Linked DNA regions of Homo sapiens: region 2 is linked to region 1. Evidence: read pairs that join two places in POLR2A ChIA-PET (ENCODE). Cell type or tissue: K562. All regions are shown on one strand. Links, peaks and the distances in the headings refer to the core of each region. The heading gives the core; the rest is flanking DNA.

What was found. ChIA-PET counts read pairs that join two places held together with the same protein. Peaks named below come from ENCODE experiments on the same cell type or tissue, not always from the same donor. Only the 100,000 strongest peaks of a DNase experiment are listed, where the experiment ranks them.
Region 2: POLR2A ChIA-PET joins it to region 1 with 8 read pairs; 1 of 35 experiments calls an interaction of 5 or more read pairs at or near these places.

Annotation. Positions count from the first base shown.
Region 1 is chr9:126,839,816-126,846,397 of GRCh38, forward strand. No RefSeq gene overlaps it. Among named protein-coding and RNA genes, the nearest start is that of ZBTB34, 18 kb to the right of the region's middle. In K562, for the core only: no CTCF peak of the experiment used is centred there; a DNase peak (open chromatin) is centred at 2,806.
Region 2 is chr9:128,619,581-128,625,552 of GRCh38, forward strand. It overlaps SPTAN1 (spectrin alpha, non-erythrocytic 1), which reads left to right. Exons shown (of 57, transcript NM_001130438.3): 45 at 1,578-1,676; 46 at 4,748-4,907; 47 at 5,523-5,599. Among named protein-coding and RNA genes, the nearest start is that of DYNC2I2, 34 kb to the right of the region's middle. In K562, for the core only: a CTCF peak has its summit at 5,244; a DNase peak (open chromatin) is centred at 2,632.

The DNA of each region.
Region 1 (6,582 bases), core at 1-5,000:
TAAGCTTGAACTTGCTGTAACAGTCTGTTATTCCGTAAATGATGTAAAATATGTTCTTTCTCAGTGCAGATAAGTAAAGGATAAGAACGCTGTACCCTTGGTTCCAACTCTTAGGTTCTTTTTAAGAAAATGTTCTACGTTTAAAGTTTAGTGAGTGAAGATGGGTGCGAATAACATTTTTTTCCTTTAACAGGGAAACAGAAAGTGAAGTAGTGGTGGGGAGAGGAGTCTTGGGGACTTTTTCTGAACTGGTTTGACTTGTTTGAATCAAAACCAAACAATTTGCTGGGTGCACTGGCTCATGCTTGTAATCCCAGCACTTTGGGAGGCTGAGGTGGGCAGATCACCTGAGGTCAGGAGTTCGAGACCAGCCTGGCCAACATGGTGAAACCCCGTCTCTACTAAAAATACAAAATTAGCCGAGTGTGTTGGCACATGCCTGTAATCCCAGCTACTCGGGAGGCTGAGGCAGGAGAATTGCTTCACCCAGGAGGTAGGGGTTGCAGTGAGCTGAGATTGCACCACTGCACTCCAGCCTGGGCGACAGATACTCCGTCTCAAAAAAAAAATTTTTTTTTTATTTTAAAATATTGTACCACTTTTAATTTCTTCCAAATAAGCCAAAGTTTACATTGCAAGTAGCTTGATGCAGTTACAGGAAGGAGTTACCATTGTCCTTTGAGGGACTTTGTGGGCTCTATAAAAAAGGATAATTCATAAGCAATATTGTAGGTAAATACATATTATTTTTTAAAAGTGGCTTTTTACTTAGACTACAGTGATTATGAGATCTGTTTTTTTCCCTCATTCCAAAATAAGAAACCAATACAAAAGCCATTAAATGTATTTATAACTTAATAAGATACTATGTTGCTCCCCAGAGTATTCTGGTCTGCTTAGTGCAACAGCTAACCTTTGTTAATGGAAGCTAAAGGCTTGCCTCTAGAACTGCCACCGTTAATTAGATAGGGACGGCAATGTCACCTACCTGGCAGGGTTGGTGTCAGGGTGAAGGCTTAATCCATGGAAAGCGTTTAGAACGCCGCAGAACACAGTGGCCCCGGGGAAATGTAAATGCTAGCAAGGAGTGAGCCCTTTGGTCACTGTGGCACGTGAACTTAAAACTGCTGTGGTCGGGAGCGGATGGGGAGGGGTCAATGCTCCTTTTACCCGCCCATTCCTTGGAGTAGGCCTTGATGATAGCTTTTCTACTAGTTTGAAAATCACTGGACTTGTATTCCTGGGGTTAATTTCTACATGTATTTCCTAAACCTGAGGGTTCAAGTAGGGTTAGCTGCTGGTACCAGTCCTAGAGCACAGTCTGGGGGTGTGTTAATTTGGGGTTAGCAATGCTGTGATAAAATCTCACTTATTAGGATTCTCGGGAAAGATCCTCAACTGCACAGCGTTCCACTCAGGATAGAGGGATGACAACGCTGTAAATGCTGCTGGAATTCCTTCAGGATCTGGCTTAGCTAGAAATTCTAGGCTTAAACATGACAGCAAAGTGACCTTCAGCCAAACTAGAAAGGACTCATTTTTGCTTCACATAGAGCATGTCATATTGTGTGAATCTCTTTTGTCTATTCATAATATGAAGAATATAAGCGAATTTGTCTTGGAGAGAATTTTTTTTTTACTGCAGTTCTATATATTTATTGGCCTCTGAACACCCACTCAACTCACTAAACACTATGCCGACTTTAATAGATATAAGAAAAATTGGGATTATGGAGTAAAAATAACAGCTCTAAGTGAAGATCCACTACATGCTTAACATGTGTTAAGAACGCAACTTGGATTAACTCCTTTATAACAGAACCATGAAGGAGAATTTCCTTCCAGGCCTCATGTAGCGGAAAAGGATGACAGCTTCCTATTCTGTTGGTGAGATGTTTTTCTTCTTCAGGGAAACCCCTCTGTAAGGGCTTCCTCCTGGGCCAGCAGGGATGTCTATGTCTGGAGTGAGATGCAGACAGTTGTCCCTCTCAGGGCACCAAGGCCAGCTTCTGATGCTCGGGAGCAAGGACCTAAGTAGGCCAGGCTGTCCTACTGACGCCTTTAGGTGGTGGGTGACTCGCCGGATCCCCCTCAGGCTCTTGCACTGGGGTCTCTGAGGAGAAATAGAGACTCCACCCCCAGACTGTGCTCTAGGACTGGTACCAGCAGCTAACCCTACTTGAACCCTCAGGTTTAGGAGATACATGTAGAAATTAACCCCAGGAATACAAAGTCCAGTGATTTTCAAACTAGTAGAAAAGCTATCATCAAGGCCTACTCCAAGGAATGGGCGGGTAAAAGGAGCATTGACCCCTCCCCATCCTCTCCTGACCAGAGCAGTTTTAAGTTCACGTGCCACAGTGACCAAAGGGCTCACTCCTTGCTAGCATTTACATTTCCCCGGGGCCCACCGTGTTCTGCGGCATTCTAAACGCTTTCCATGGATTAAGCCTTCACCCTGACACCAACCCTGCCAGGTAGGTGACATTGCCGTCCCTATCTAACAGGAGAACACTAACTTTCACAGATGTAAGAAACCCAGGCAGCCGGTGTCCTGGGCCCCACTGAGCTAGCTACGCGTGCCCTGTTGCTATCTTGTGACTGCCGGCCCAAGGGCCCAGAATGTCAGAGGAAACCCCACTCTGCCTGCTGGCGCCCTAGAGAGGGGTTCTAAAGGCCAGGGGTTTATCTGGGCCCCTGACCATTGCCCTAGTGTTTATCTCCAAGAGACTGTGGGTCTCAACACCAGCAGAACCTGCTTATCTCCACGTTTTTGGGCCCCAAGCTGGCCTACCCTGTTCCCATTTGCTCTGGGACAGCCACTCCCTCACAGCAGCCTCAACTCCACACGTAGTCTTCTGCCCTTGACTGCTCCAAGGCCTCCTCCTAAGCAGATCTGATGCCATCATCTCCCACGTGAGGTCCGCCTGACAGGATCTCAGCTCCTCAGCTTGGCCTCCAAGGCCCTTCCAGATCTGACACCAGCCCTCTTGTTGGTTCTGTTCCTCTGCTCCCCACTTGGGACCTGGGTACTCTCCTAAGGCTTCTCTTGGCTCTTCCATGATGATTCTGCCTTGAATATTCCCTCCTCCTCTTTTCTATTCACTCCCCTGTGACTTTTCCCCTCCTGGGTGAGCTCCTTTCTATTGTTCTAGGCTCTGCAAAAATCATTGCCAAGACACCTTCCCTGAGCATCCCACCCAGCTGCTTAGCACTCAGTGATCCCATTTCAATTTTTTTTTTTTTTTTTTTTGAGATGGAGAGTCTCCCTCTGTCCCCCCAGGCTGGAGTGCAGTGGCATGATCTTGACTCACTGCTACCTCCACCACCTGCATTCCAGCGATTCTGCTACCGCAGCCTCCCGAGTAGCTGGGACTACAGATGCCTCCCACTACGCCTGGTTAATTTTTGTATTTTTAGTGGAGACAGGGTCTCACCATGTTGGCCAGGCTGGTCTTAGAAGTCCTGACCTCAAGTGATCCACCCACCTCGGCCTCCCAAAGTGCTGGGATTACAGGGGTGAACCAGCACGCCTGGCCCCATTTCATTTTGAACTTGGCTCTGCTGTGGCACTTGTCACTTGGTAATTTTGTATATACCATCCATCTTCACTCCCCTCCCCGCCACACACACCCACATGTCCCCTGCTAGACAGCAGGCTCCTCCGAAACAGGAACTATGACTTCATTGTCTGCCCGTTCCTGGCACAGTCCTGTTCCACACTCAATCAATACTGCTGATTTTTTTTTTTTTTTTTTAATGAATGCAGATTCACTGTTGAGTCTTTACCAGTTACAGCCATGAACTTTTTGCTTCCAAGATCTTAGGAAGTACAGGCACACAACAATGTTACGAAGTGCCCTCTTCCAACTGAATGTCACCTAAGTGTTGCCAAAATTGCCTGTTACCTGAGAATTCTGAGATAAGTATGGGTCTTCTTTTCTAACCCAAATGAAAGATTTTATATCTCAGCAGACAGCTGAAATACTGGACACTGGTTTATGTAAGTTAGGCAGAAGGTGGCAGTGGGATTGATCAGAAAAGGGTTTCTGGTAGAGTCAGTGTGTGTCAAGAGAATGACAGCTGGCAACTAGCTTTGGAGGTAGAATAAATGGAATTGACACATTCTCGATTAAATATACCAGAACTATAGTTATAAAAATTGACTAATTTTGTTGTTAATTTCTGCTGGGAAGCTTGTTCTAGAAGGGCATATTTTCAGTGAGGTTTTGGCACAATCTAAAGCAGATGGTTACATGTTATTTGGTGCTTCATCTAATACTGAAATTTGTGGCAATTGATTAAGGACCGAAAGTTGCTTTTGGACAACTTTCAAATTGTGATTTCACCAATCTGAGCTCCAAGTGACAGTAGCACGTTGTAGTCAGGAAACACAGAATGTGGGCTAGATAACTTAGGAGGTTATATGTAATAAAAAACTGTTTCGTGTGAGTCAGCTCTGAAGAGTATGGTGTGAGCCTGTTCAGACCACCCGAAGTTAGAAAGGGCAGGAGTGAAGTCTGTGACTCACACAGGGAGCTCTGCCAAGGAGGTGCCATGCAGTTCTGCTGGCAGGGGCTTCAGAAGCATCTTAGGACAACTGTTTCCAATCTTTTCAAGTACTGTGGAAGGATGGATATTTATTTATTTATTAATGAATGAATGAACGAGACAGAGTCTCACTCTGTCGCCCGGGCTGGAGTGCAGTGGCATGATCTCGGCTCACTGCAACCTCTGCCTCCTGGGTTCAAGCAATTCTCGTGTCTCAGCCTCCCGAGTAGCTGGGATTACAGGTGCGCACCACCATAACTGGTTTTTTGGGGTTTTTTTTTTTTGTATTTTCAGTAGGGATGGGGTTTCGCCATGTTGCCCAGGCTGGTTTCAAACTCCTCAGCTCAGGAAATCCACCCGCCTCAGCCTCCCAAAGTGCTGGGATTACGGGCTTGAGCCACTGTGCCCGGCCTGTTTTGGACATTAGAAAATTTTGCAGAGCATCCCCTCCACCACATAATAGTTGGTCAAGAAAAATTCAAAATCACAAAACTATTATGAATTCAGTAATGCTTAATGCATTTACATTTATTCTTCAAAAAAATATACAATTGATGCCTGTAATCCCAGCATTTTGGGAGGCCGAGGCGGGCGGATCACCTGAGGTCGGGAGTTCGAGACCAGCCTGACCAACTTGGAGAAACTCCGTCTCTACTAAAAATACAAAAAATTAGCTGGGCATGGTGGCACATGCCTGTAATCCCAGCTACTCGGGAGGCTGAGGCAGGAGAATTGCTTGAACCCAGGAGGCGGAGACTGCAGTGAGCCGAGATGGTGCCATTGCACTCCAGCCTGGGCAATGAGAGCAAAACTCCATCTCAAAAAAAAAAAAAAAAATTGATAGTAGTGCAAATATATGGGGGACCTCAAAAGTAGCTTTATATCCTTCCAGAGTCTGTTCTTTGGCTTAGTCATTCACTCCTTTATTTACCAAATATTTATTGACCATCAGCTTTGACTCTGGGCTGGGTCTACAATGGTGATTTCCCTGTCTTCAGGGGTTGTGAAAATCAGTACACAAAGTAGATAGGTCCCTTGCTGTCTGTGTCTCATAATTGGCTAAACCTTATGAATCCAGACCTATAAATAAAATTTAACCATCAACTTACAGAGAACAATTCTCAAAGCTAACTGTGCTTGGTAACTAGGACACTTTTTTTTTTTTTTTTTGAGACGGAGTCTCGCTCTGTTGCCCAGGCTGGAGTGCAGTGGCACAATCTCAGCTCAGTGCAACCTCTGCCTCCCGGGTTCGAGCAATTCTTCTGCCTCAGCCTCCCTAGTAGGTGGGATTACAGGCATGCGCCAACGTGCCTGGCTAATTTTTGTATTTTTAGTAGAGACGGGGTTTCACCATGTTGGCCAGGCTGTTCTCGAACCCCTGACCTCGTGATCCACCCACCTCGGCCTCCCAAAGTGCTGGGATTACAGGCATGAGCCACCGTGCCCGGCCTAACTGGGACACTCTTAACTGTGAATATGGTCCAAGCTACTGAAATTAATTGATCTGTAGGACAAGACCAAAGTTAAGGCCACTTCTTGTAATAGCTGTGTAGCTATCTTCAATCACATCTCCTTTGCTGGGTGCTTTCAGTTAACTCATAACTTATCACCTGACTTTGAAAAGGGGCAAAACTTCTCCATCAAAGGTTTCTATTTCTGCCTCCTAGGCTTTTCCCATTCCCCTATTTGAGCAGAACCTTTTTCTTATGTTTCACCTGCCATAGTTCAGCACGTTGACTTCACAAGGGCAGCATGGAAGCTGTAGAATAAATCAGACCCTCAAACAGCAGTATCCATCTAGTAGGCAGAGTCATGCTTTCAAAAAACCATAAGAGCCTAATGCTGTGTGATGTTCTAAGCACTGGAGATACAGCAGTAAATAAAATAGATTTTTTAAATCCCTCCTATCCTGGAGTTCACATTCTAAAGACAGGTAAGAGTGGTCCCTCTCCAATGCTAATGAGAAGTACCACGGACTCTCATGTAGGAACAGAATACCTAGGAAAGACGCAGGAAGAATGGCTGGAATTC
Region 2 (5,972 bases), core at 749-5,748, 1.8 Mb after region 1:
CTCTGTGTGTCTATTCACATTTCTGTGTTCTGTTGTAGGGACATCAGGTCTATTGGATTAGGGTCCACGCTAATGACCTCATCTTACCTTTGCAGAGGACATTTGCAAAGATCTTGTTTCCACATTCATGGGTACCAGAAGTTAGGACTTCACCATCTCTTGAGGGGGACACAGTTCAGCCCATCACATACTCCCTAAATTGGTTAACTGTTGCTACATAACAACCCGCCTAAATGTAGTGGTTGAAAGCAGCACCCATTTCTTACTTCCAATGGATCTGTGGATCAGCGGCATCTGCAGCTGTCACTGGAGGTCCTTCACGCTCCTGCATTCAGGCAGAGCGTGGCTGGGCTGAGAGATCCATCACACACTGGCAGCTGAGCCTGATTGTCATCCAGCCTGGACATCTCTGTTCCCCTCCACATGGCCTGTTGTCCTCAAGCTGGCTAGACCAACCTCCTTCAGCAGCATTCAGACAGGCAAAGGCAGGAGCTGCAAGATGTCTGCGGCCTCACACATCATCCTCACTGCCTTCTGGCCAAAGCAAGTCCCAAGGCAGCCCAGAGGCATAGGTGGATAGATTCCCCTCTGGAAAGGAGATGCTGCAAAGTATCATGGTCAGATATGACTAAATTCCTGCCCCCAGATGTGGAAGCAGGAGTGTGCACTCCCAGGAATCGAGTTAGCTTTGAGCCACCTTCCTCACCATGGGAAGCATCCTCCCGCTGGTCAGGGTGATTCAGGTAGAATTTAGATGGTCAGTCATTTCCCATCCTCTGCATAGTTGAGTTCCCTGGAAGCAACCAAAAAGGCATGGTCTGCAGTGCTTAAATTGTACTAAGGAAAAGACCTGGGGCCAGGTGCGGTGGCTCACACCTGTAATCCCAGCACTTTGGGAGGCCAAGGTGGGCAGATCACCTGAGGTCAGGAGTCCGAGACCAACCTGGCCAACATGGTGAAACCCCGTCTGTACTAAAAACTACAAAAATTAGCTGGGTGTGGTGGTGCACACCTGTAATCCCAGCTACTTGGGAGGCTGAGGCAGGAGAATCGCTTGAACCTGGGAGGCAGAGGTTGCAGTGAGCCAAGATCACGCTGCTGCACTCCAGCCTGGGCAATAGAGCAAGAACTCCGTCTCAAAAAGAAAAAAAAAAGACATGACTTGGAAGGCCTTTTCTGAGATGTGTTCAAGTTAAACCTTAAAAATGTGTCGTTTTTGTTTGGGTGTATATCTTCAGCTTGCTTTGTGTCATTCTTGTGGTCCTCTTGGGGGAGAGACCATAAGTCACTGTTGATGGATGACAAAGGGTTTGACCCTTCCCAAAGGTCCAAAGACTGTCCCTGCTGAAGCCTGTCCCACCACTGCTGGTTACTCTCACTGCCTCACTGCCTCCTGTTTTCCTTCCTTTTATGATTCTCTATTTATTAATGTTCCTCTTTATTATCCTCTTCCCCAGCTAGACTGTAATGTGTGCATGGACAGGGACCATAGCAGTTTTGTCACTCTCTGTCCCCGGGGCCTAGCCCACAACACATAGCAGGCTCTCAATAGTGTGCCTTGGCTGCTTCTACTCCAGGGCTTACTGAAGAAACATGAAGCTTTTGAGACAGACTTCACCGTCCACAAGGATCGCGTGAATGATGTCTGCACCAATGGACAAGACCTCATTAAGAAGGTGAGTCCAGCCCATTGGTAAGACCTCCATCGCCCACTGGGACACCCACGTGTTGGTACCACAGAGGTCCCCCAAAGTTCACTTCCTGGGATGTTCACCAAACCAAGGTCTGCGTGGAGACCAGCAGCAATTCCATTCCTGTGTTTCGTGACAAGTTGGATATTTCCCCCTTTTTGAAGCCAGTAAAGTTATTCTGCAGTGCTTATTTTTTCTGCATTAAGCAACAGAGACACTGGCACTCCCAAATGCTGCTCTTAGTTTATTTCTCAAGCAATACAGTCTCTTTATAGGGACAGTAGAAAATGCAAATAAGCAAAACATAAAATAAAAATTACCCATAAAGCCCCACCCTGACACCACACATTAGATCTTTGTGTCTGACCTGCCAGACCTTTCTTTTCTCTCCACAGGTTTAGAGCTACCAGCTAGATCAAACAGCCGCAGACTCCCGTTTAATAGGATCATATCACTCCATAAATTATCAAAAACCTCGAGGCTGTACAGGGCATTTTAGAAATGAATCTACTTCATTCGCAGCCCTTTTGGGAGAAAAAATAAAGGGGCTTGGTGCTTTCTCAGCAGCAGCGAAGCCACATCCCTCCCACACAGAAGCTCTAGACTGAAGGCAGTGTGTCCGTGGGTCGGGAATTCACCAGCAATCACTCAGGTGCAGTGACGCACCTGGAGTGCCTCAGGACAGAGGTTTTAACAGCTATGGTTTCCTGTCACACACACATCATGAGTAAGATTTCTCATCACAGAGGTTGCACTCAGCAGTCATGGCCTTCAGACTAGGGTTTGATCCATAGGCAGCAACAATGTAGCTAAAATCCACTTCACTGGAGAGCTTTTCTTCCTTGCTCTGATCTGCAAATAAACTTGCGTGAAACTAATTTCAGCTACAGCCATGTATAGATGTAGACGTGGCTCCTGCACACTTAACCCCCTGACACACACCCAGACAACATTCTCTGTTCTTCAAGCCAGGAGATCACCAGTGTGAGTGTCCTTCAGCCTCCTGGCAACGAGCCAGCTGCTTTTTTTTTTTTTTTTTTTTTTTGCGACGGAGTTTCGCTCTTGTTGCCCAGGCTGGAGTGCAGGGGTGTGATCTGGGCTCACCGCAACCTCCACCTCCCAGGTTGAAACGATGCTTCTGCCTCAGCCTCCCTAGTAGCTGGGATTACAGGCATGTGCCACTATGCCCGGCTAATTTTGTATTGTTAGTAGAGATGGGGTTTCTCCATGTTGGTCAGGCTGGTCTCGAACTCCTGACCTCAGGTGATCCGCCCTCCTCGGCCTCCCAAAGTGCTGGGATTACAGGCATGAGCCACCACCCCCGGCCAGCGAGCCGGCTGCTTTGTCCTCAGCGACAGCCTGTTTCCTCTTTGAATTTATCTTTCAATTCTTTTTTCTTTTTATTTTCCCCCTTTCCACAGGTGTTAAAGAATTTCTCTTTAAATTCAATGTGACTTGTAGTATGGTTTATTTATTTATTTATTTATTTATTTATTTTTTAGACGGAGTCTCACTCTGTGGCCCAGGCTGGAGTGCACTGGCGCAATCTCACCTCACTGCCACCGCCACCTCCTGGGTTCAAGTGACTCTCCTGCCTCAGCCTCCTGAGTAGCTGGGGTTACAGGCGCCTGCCACCACGCCCAGCTAATTTTTGTATTTTTATTAGAGATGGGGTTTCACCATGTTGGTTAGGCTGGTCTCAAACTCCTGACCTCATGATCCGCCTGCCTCGGCCTCCCAAAGTGCTGGGATTACAGGCGTGAGCTACTGTACCCAGCCAATTTTTTTATTTTTATTTTTTGAGATGGAGTCTTGCTCTTGTCGCCCAGGCTGGAGTGTAGTGGCACGATCTCGGCTCACTGTAGCCTCTGCCTCCCGGGTTTCAGCAGTTCTCCCACCTGAGCTTCCCTAGCTAGCTGGGACCACAGGTGGGTGTCAACACACCTGGCTAATTTCTTTCTTTTTTTCTTTTTTTTTTTTAAGAGATGGGGTCTCACTATGTTATGTTGCCCAGGCTGGTCTCCAACTCCTGGGCTCAAGTGATTCTCTCGCCTTGTGCTGAAATTACAGGAGTGAGCCACTGCACCCAGCCCTGTATGTGTAGTATTTTAAGTGATATGATTCAGTTTTTTTCTATCAAAAATAATACTAATGAATATATCATCTTAACTTCAAATTTCAGCCCATTCGTTTTTTTTGTTTGAGACAGAGTCTTGCTGTGTTGCCCAGGCTGGGGTGCAGTGGCATGATCTCGGCTCACTGCAGCCTCCACCTCCCAGGTTCAAGCAGTTCTCATCCCTCAGCCTCCTGGGTCACTGGGATTACAGATGAGTGCCACCAAACCTGGCTAATTTTTTTTTTTTTTTTTTTTTTGTATTTTTTAGAAGAGACAGGGTTTCACCATATTAGCCAAGCTGGTCTTGAACCCCTGGCCTCAAATGATCTGCCCACCTCAGCCTCCCAGAGTGCTAGGATTACAGGCGTTAGCCACTGCGCCTGGCCCATATTTCTTTAGAATTAATTCCTTGGACCGGCTGGGCACTATGGCTCACACCTGTAATCCCAGCACTTTGGGAAGCCGAGGTGGGCAAATCACCTGAGGTCAGGAGTTCGAGACCAGCCTGACCAACATGGTGAAACCCCCATCTCTACTAAAAATAATTAGCTGTGCATGGTGGTGTTCGCCTATTAGTCCCAGCTACTCGGGAGGCTGAGGCAGGAGAATCTCTTGAACCCGGGAGGCGGAGGTTGCAGTGAGCCGAGATCACGCCACTGCATTCCAGCCTGGGCGACGGAGTGAAATTCACTCCGTCTCAAAAAAAAAAAAAAAAAAAAAAAAAAGAATTCCTAAAAGTAGAATTGTCAGTACGTGTATTTGTGTGAAGCCTTTGACCGCATTGCTCTTACAAAAGCCTTACCCTATCATTGTTTACCCAGCAGTGGACAGGGGAGCAAGTGGCCCATTTTATAGAAGTTTAGAGCCTTTCCAGGGAGGGCATAGTCAGGTAACCACAGCAGGTAAGGCTGACCAGTGTGTGCCTCTCTCCATGGCCTAGAACAATCACCATGAGGAGAACATCTCTTCAAAGATGAAGGGCCTGAACGGGAAAGTGTCAGACCTGGAGAAAGCTGCAGCCCAGAGAAAGGCGAAGCTGGATGAGAACTCGGCCTTCCTTCAGTTCAACTGGAAGGCGGACGTGGTGGAGTCCTGGATCGGTGAGCACTGTCAGCAAGGCCCGGAAGAGCCTTCCCAGAGCTGCTCTTTGTCTCCTTCCGTGTCATTGGTTTTCTTCTGCAGAGAAGAAACTGATCAATTGTGGGCATGGCAGAGAACCTACTACCAGGGCAGACCACTGACTGCCAGCTAGGAGGAGACAGTGTCCTGAGGCCAGAACTGCCACCCGGAACTGGGCTGGCACCAGGGTCAATAAACAAAAGCCTGTAAACGCTGCTGCACGCAGAGATGGCATAATGTGACGTCATGGCATGAACAAAGTTGGCACAGCAAAGGCACCACTAGCTGCCCTGGTCAGGGGCGCCACCCAGCTCCTGGGTGAGGGAAAACTGGGTCCGGATATCGGGGTCCACGTGTCCTGGGTAGTAGTAATAGCAACTGAACTAGAAGACGGGCTGCAGGGAGCTCGTCATGGCACAGATGGAGGCCAGGCCTGGGTGCAGGGAGGGGCCTGCTAATGTGGGTTCTGAGGCTGTAGTTAGGAAGATTGGGATTTATCTGTACACAAAAAATGGTTTGTCTGGGTTTTGATGTTTTTCCTTTCTAATCCATCTCCACTGAGGAGGGCAGTATATTTTCCACACTTCGTTTTCTAGGTGAAAAGGAGAACAGCTTGAAGACAGATGATTATGGCCGAGACCTGTCTTCTGTGCAGACGCTCCTCACCAAACAGGTCTGCCCTGGCCCCTTCACTGGTTGAAATGTATGCAGATAGCATCTGTGAGATGACTGGTGGCGTCTTTCACTGAGGCATTTATCTTCTGTTAGCCCCTGGGGATCAGCAGGAAAAAGATCCTGTCCTGGTCCTCAGGGAGCTTCCAGACTAACTGGGGAAGCAGACACAGAACCAGGCATCTCTGCAGCAGCCTGCTGGGTGCTGACGGGACTGGGCACTGCAGGAGCACTCACTCAGTTTTCAGCAGGCGAGGGTTGAAGGGGCAAGTTCTCCTAAGCGAAATCATGAGGGGTGAATGAAAACGGTCAGGGAGAGAGGCAGGGCGAGTGTTCTGGGCAGAGCTGGCAGGGATCCCTGGGGCGGGAGAGCG